Linked DNA regions of Homo sapiens: region 1 is linked to region 2. The links are chromatin loops, found by intact Hi-C in ENCODE. Cell type or tissue: ascending aorta. All regions are shown on one strand. Links, peaks and the distances in the headings refer to the core of each region. The heading gives the core; the rest is flanking DNA. Region 1 has its middle 32 kb from the start of C1orf198. Region 2 holds the start of LOC124904548 (a long non-coding RNA gene).

Region 1 (2,922 bases), core at 316-2,815, 76 kb before region 2:
GGTGACAAACGGGCTCAGGTGGGAGAAGTGACTTGCCTGTCATAGCTCTTGAATGTTGCCTAGTGTGTTTGCCATGCGTAGTAAGTCCTCAGTGGAGAGTGGTGGTGGGGCCAGCGGGGATTTGACTGCCGCATTCTTAGCCTTAAACAAATAAGCCCTTCTGTCAAGGAGCTTGATTGCTTTTGGCTGTCTACCAGGTAGAAATGCCACCATATTACTCAAGGGGCTTCCAGCAGTCATCCATCGGGGGCCAGGCGGATTGGCTTGTTGTGTAACACAACTCTAGAGATCATGTCAAAATGATCAGATTTGTCAAGGCTTATGTATAAGCCCAACAAAAACTGGAAATTGTCACTTACTAGGATCAGAATTTAAAATAATACATCTCTGTCCAAAAATAGATTCTGAATCAATGAATCTTTCCATTAGTAGGCTTCTAATGCAAAGTACTAGAACAATTTTTACATGCAAATTAACTCCTTGAATTACCAGTTTGGTATAGAAGTAACTTCTAAAGTGAATGTAGCACTTTCTGTTTCAGGTAAGTACATAAATGTTAACCATCCAGTTTCACAGCTGGATAAAAAAAAAAATACAACATGTAAGAAAAACATGAGTGGGAGAACCAACTAACTCTGATACATGTATACTTGTTTTATACACATGCCTTTTAATGCTCATAGCACTTGAGAGCTAAGGAGTTCTCAGATCATCTAGTCAAGCTCCTGTAATTTGCTGTTGAGGAAGCTGGGACAAAAAGAGGTGAGTAGCTGCCCAGAGGTCACTCAGGTAGTGCCACGGAGCTGGCGGTCAACCTAGGTAAACACCATCATTGAGCGGAATGCACAAAAAAACTTCAGACAGCTCCCCTGCCGGGCCTTCGCTTGTTCAGCCTAAATAGCTCCTTCTGTGGCTCCTCCCACCGCCTCTTCATACTCCTTAAAATGAAATAAATGTTCATAACTAAACATAATAGTCCACATGTGGTCTGTCCCATAAAATATTTTAATTGAAGTACAACATACATACAAAAAATGCACATGTGTGTGCACATTGGTGAATCTTCACAAACCTAACATAACCAGCTTTGAGATCAAGAAACAGAACATTACCAGCACCCCAGAATGTATGTGAACACATGTTTATACATATAAATAAATATACATCACAGATTTCATATAAACACAGCAGACTACAGTAGCTCTCGAAGGCAGCTTCATCACACTATTGACCCAAGTCAACTAAAAATCTCTAACTTCCGTCTTCCCTAGCAGCTGTGTCTGTTTAATAAAGCTTTACCATTTAATCTTTTTGCCTCCACCAAGTGTCATTTAATTAATATTGGTCCATTCTTATAGCTGTTTTCTTTTGTATTATAAAATCTGATTTTCATCCATTATATTATCACCCCATTTATTTTGTGTCAGCCTATAAGTGATTTCTGTTAAGATTAATCCAATAAGAAAAATCACCTTATCTCAGGCTTACTCCAGCCTTTACACCTCCAATTTTTTTCCAGAAACACTCCTATCATTATAACAATTAATATTATATTTCTGTTTGTGATTTTAAAAATTATCATCTATGAACACTTGTATTTTAAGAGCCTTAGAAGTAAAATCTTGACTTTGTAATCCTTTTATTACAAGAACATTTTCATTAAAATAATCTTCATTCTTCTGTTCCTATGCAACTTGACCCTTCTTCTTTCCCTTTCTGTATCTGTTAGGTTTCTTCTTGCTCTCCCTTCAGGGCAGCGTTAACCAATACTCTGATTTTGGTAATGTGTGTGGGTAGGAGCACAGCTCTGGCCCTCTGAGTGAGATGCTAGCTTGACCACTGAGCAGCCTGGTTTTGTGCTCCACATCCTTGGGAGACCAATAATACTGAAATTACATGCTGGCACATTCCTTCCAAAAATTACTTGAGCAATCGAAATGCCTTAGATAAGAGGGGAAAAAACTATTTTGTCAAATTCTTCCCTTCGGATAGTATAAATGCACTGGATTCTTACATAGTGACGTGCCTTTTTCCAGTAGTCTAGATTGTTTTTTTCTTTGCTTTGTTTCAATTCAGGAGGTTCGCATGAATTAGCATGGCCTATGTGACAGTTGCACGTGGTAACTTAAGATATGCAGGTCTAGCCACAACAGGTAAAGCATGATGCCAGTTCTTTACACTGGTAACCAGATGGACATCGAATGCTAGAATTGCAAATAATTTTTATATTTAAAATTGCAATTATATTTTTAAAATAAAATTTAGCTTTAAAGGTTTGAGTTTTAATTTAATATTTGTAAATTATAATCCACACACTGCCTTTAATTTTAATAGATCATATTGAACACTTTAAAAGTAAAAATTTTTTTAAAAATCAAGTTTAAAAATGTTTACATTTATTTAAATTTTTAAAAAATATATTCAGATTTGGTATATTTTTACTACAATTACATCTTTTTAAAAATTCTTTTTAATCCATAACTCATGATAGAGCACAAATTCAGTAAAAATCTTGAATATAACCACATTAGTGATTTTGCTGAAATGAAGGCAAGAATGATACATTTTAAGGAATTAATGTGATTTTTGAATCATGCATATCTTTATTACTCTGGCTGATGTCAGAGCCTATTGAGAACACCAAATGTGTAATAATGATTAAATGCACTGGTCTTAGGCATTTTGCAAACTTTTGAATATGTTAAACCTGTAGCTTTACACATGTTCCATATCCATTTTTTTTTTCTCATGAAGATACATTTATTAAGGTAGGAAGACAGGATATGTTTTATTTGACAATGGATTTATAACTTCCAAGTCTTTAGATACGTGATAGGTGGGTCCGTTTATATTCTGGCCCTGGACCCTCAAAATGTTTCAGCTGTGCTGGAAGCGGGCTCTATCTCTCCTTTCTGCTCCTCT
Region 2 (2,922 bases), core at 328-2,827:
TCCTGCTTCCTCCTGCATGCCACCTGACTCTGCCAGCTCCCTGCAGTGGGATTGGCTACCTCTGTTTTTCTGACTCCCCGAGGGCTGACTCCATAGAGGGGGTGTCGAGTGCCTGGACCTAAGTCATACTCAACTTCCCTCCAACACGCAGCTCCCACCCTCCAGCTCTCGTTCTACTCAGCTCTTCCTCCAGGTGCATTCTGTGCCTGGCAGCACCAGAGCAGGGGTAGTGGATGAGGACAGTGGTTGAGAAGCCCTCCTGGCCTTGGGCAGCTGGAGAAGCAGGTGCCCAATGTTGCTTCTGGCAGACCAGCCCTGCGTACACTGGTTTCTGTCTTCCAGCCCTTGCATATCCAGCTCTGCTCTCCCCAGGGCCTTTGCCCTCCCTCCTCCAACAGGGGCTCTTGCACTGGTAGTGCACTGAGGCAGACGGTGCAGTTTTAGGGCCCCATGGGAGGCAGGCAGAACAGCTGATTTCTCCCAGAATCACTCACTCTCCTTGCATCAGCCTGCATCCCAGACTCAGTCAGCACTGACGCAGGGTTTCTGTGATCAATAAATAGCCTGCACTTTGGACAGTTTCTCTCCACTTCTCCTCATTGCCAGAATCCCAAATCCCTTGGGATTCTAGCCACAGCCACTTTTGTAATGCCATTTAGGAAAATGTGCTATTACATGAAAGACCTGCTTTCTAGAACTGGACCACTCACGAAAATCCTCCCCTACCCATTGGTTATGTCCCGTCAGGGGCACAATTACAAATTGCTTCAATTACCCCTAGGAAAGAGTTTCCGTTTCTAAGTGCCTTCTTATTAGTAAGTCACATAAGACATGTTACTTAACTTTTCTCTTTCCCAAGTTCCTCATCTGTAATATGAGTAAAACAATAGTTTTATGTCATACGGTTGGTATGAGGACAAAAGGAATAACACTGCCAAGCACAGTCAACAGAGACTGGCACAGAGCAGAAACCTAACCTGTGTTGTTTGTCATTATCAGGGAACTCATTATCAAAGCAGCCCGAAAGCAAACTCTGGTGCCCTTTCCTTCCCCTGAAACTCGGTGACAGCTGCATCCTATAGCTTGGAGAGTTGCTTACAGTTTTGTTGTATCAGTGTCTGTCTCATGTAGCAAATGCGAATCAGAAGCAGGGATAGAGGTTTAGTGCCCTCCAGGCACTAGGGTTACAACATGTCCTTTCTCCCCATAGCCTCCTGGTTCTTTGCTCAGCAAACTGCCATCTACCCTGAAACACATCTCCTGACTGGTGACTCATGTAGCTATTTTTAGATTTTCTAGATTAAACTGTAATAAAAATCGACATATATAACCGTCTCTGCTCTCTATGATCTTAATAATTGAGTCATTTTACAAAGCACATTCACCTTCTTGCTGCCAGATGAAAGCATCCTTCACTCGCATGTCCATTAGACTACGAGCTCCTTGAGAGTCAAGGCTCTGGCAGGCTTGCAGAATGTCTGGTCTCTGGAGCAGCGTCTGGCACCTGGTAGGCATCACTTCTGCTGGCTTCACCGCTTCCAGGTGGCTCTGGCAATGTATGTCCTCCCTCTGCACATCCTTGAAAACCCCTTATGATGTGGGGGGCTATCTGGGGCTGTCTCCATGGCAGGGCAGCAAGAGAGACCATGGTGGGAGCCCCTGGCCCGTCCACCGCCTGGAGTGCAAACTGGACACCCAGAAGCTAGCTGGGCCTGAGCTGGACATTTAGTGCCAGAAGGTGAGTCATTGCCCTTAAGAAGAAGGCCTTAGGGAATGGTGGAGATATTGTCCAAAGAAGGGAAGAGGAATTTCATAGGTAGTATAGTTGGAGAAAAAAGAACATTATTCCCCCAGTGAATACAGTTGACCTAATAAGCCGGTTTCATTAGTTTAGTTCAGGCTATAATTTGGGCCTGAAAAATACCCCTTCTGTTTACTATGTGACTTTTTTGGGACCCTGTGGCCTGGTGGAGATGAGACCTTGAGGATGAGACCTGCTGCTCTGTCTCCAAGCTCAGTGCCTTCGTGGAGGCAGCAGTTCCTAGACAAGTCTGTTGGCATCCAATACCTGGCTGACCCTGAGCCACCCTCCCAGGGGCATGGGACTTCAAGCCATGAATGCAAGTCTTAAAAGTGTGAGGGGGGGGCAGGGGGCCTCACTGGGGTTATTGATTCAGGGTTGGATGAAGTCCAGGTTAGAATCAACACAGGGAAGTTTCCATTCTCCAAGGCTCTCCAAAGGCTCTGAAATCTGTCAGGCAGATGGAGGCCGTGGGAGAGAGATAAAAAGGCTCTGGGTTTGGAGTTCTGAAGTCCAGTCCTGCTCTGAACACTATTAGCCATGTGTCACCTGCTCCAGGGAGACAGAGGAGACAGGAACTAACCTGCAGTCCACAGGCAGTCAGGGAGTCTGCCCACGCTCTGAAATGACACACATGTGCTTCTGTGTCTGTGCATGTTCTGGAGGAACAGTCTCATAACTTTTTTTCACCAGATTCTCAAAGGGGTCCCTGATTCAGAAAAATAAGAACCACTCCACAGAGGGACTGCTGAGATTCTGAGCGTCGCAAGCCTTCTGGAGTTCTAAATGGTGCTCCTGGCAGTCCCCTCTGTGGGTCTCTATGCTGCAGAGGCAAAGCCATGTGTCCTCATCCCGCCCTGCACCTGGCAGTGTGACTGAGAGGGGAAGCCAGGATGGGGTTCCTGTTGGATCCCACATGTGTTTCCTCCCTGGCTTGTGGAAGAAAATGTGTTCTCCAAAGTGCTGTGCTCTTCCTGAGTAATTGGAGGCAGATGCTCTGTTAGAATCGTTTCCTTTGGCTCGCTGTCCAGAGGCTCTGGGTGTCTCCGAGGATGGATGCTAGCTGGCTCAACATCTCCAGCATCCCGTTACTGGGGCATCTGGTCCGACTTTGGCACCAC

The links. Peaks named below come from ENCODE experiments on the same cell type or tissue, not always from the same donor. Only the 100,000 strongest peaks of a DNase experiment are listed, where the experiment ranks them.
Region 1: a loop joins it to region 2, with 4 times the contacts of the local background. A loop is called at or near these places in 2 of 110 quality-filtered maps.

What each region holds. Positions count from the first base shown.
Region 1 is chr1:230,899,091-230,902,012 of GRCh38, reverse strand. No RefSeq gene overlaps it. Among named protein-coding and RNA genes, the nearest start is that of C1orf198, 32 kb to the right of the region's middle. In ascending aorta, for the core only: no CTCF peak of the experiment used is centred there; a DNase peak (open chromatin) is centred at 1,822; H3K27ac peaks cover 703 bases.
Region 2 is chr1:230,823,480-230,826,401 of GRCh38, reverse strand. LOC124904548 (a long non-coding RNA gene) reads right to left here and starts at 1,902. Exons shown (of 2, transcript XR_007066939.1): 1 at 1,386-1,902. In ascending aorta, for the core only: no CTCF peak of the experiment used is centred there; DNase peaks (open chromatin) are centred at 451, 1,101 and 1,601; H3K4me3 peaks cover 1,035 bases; H3K27ac peaks cover 2,500 bases.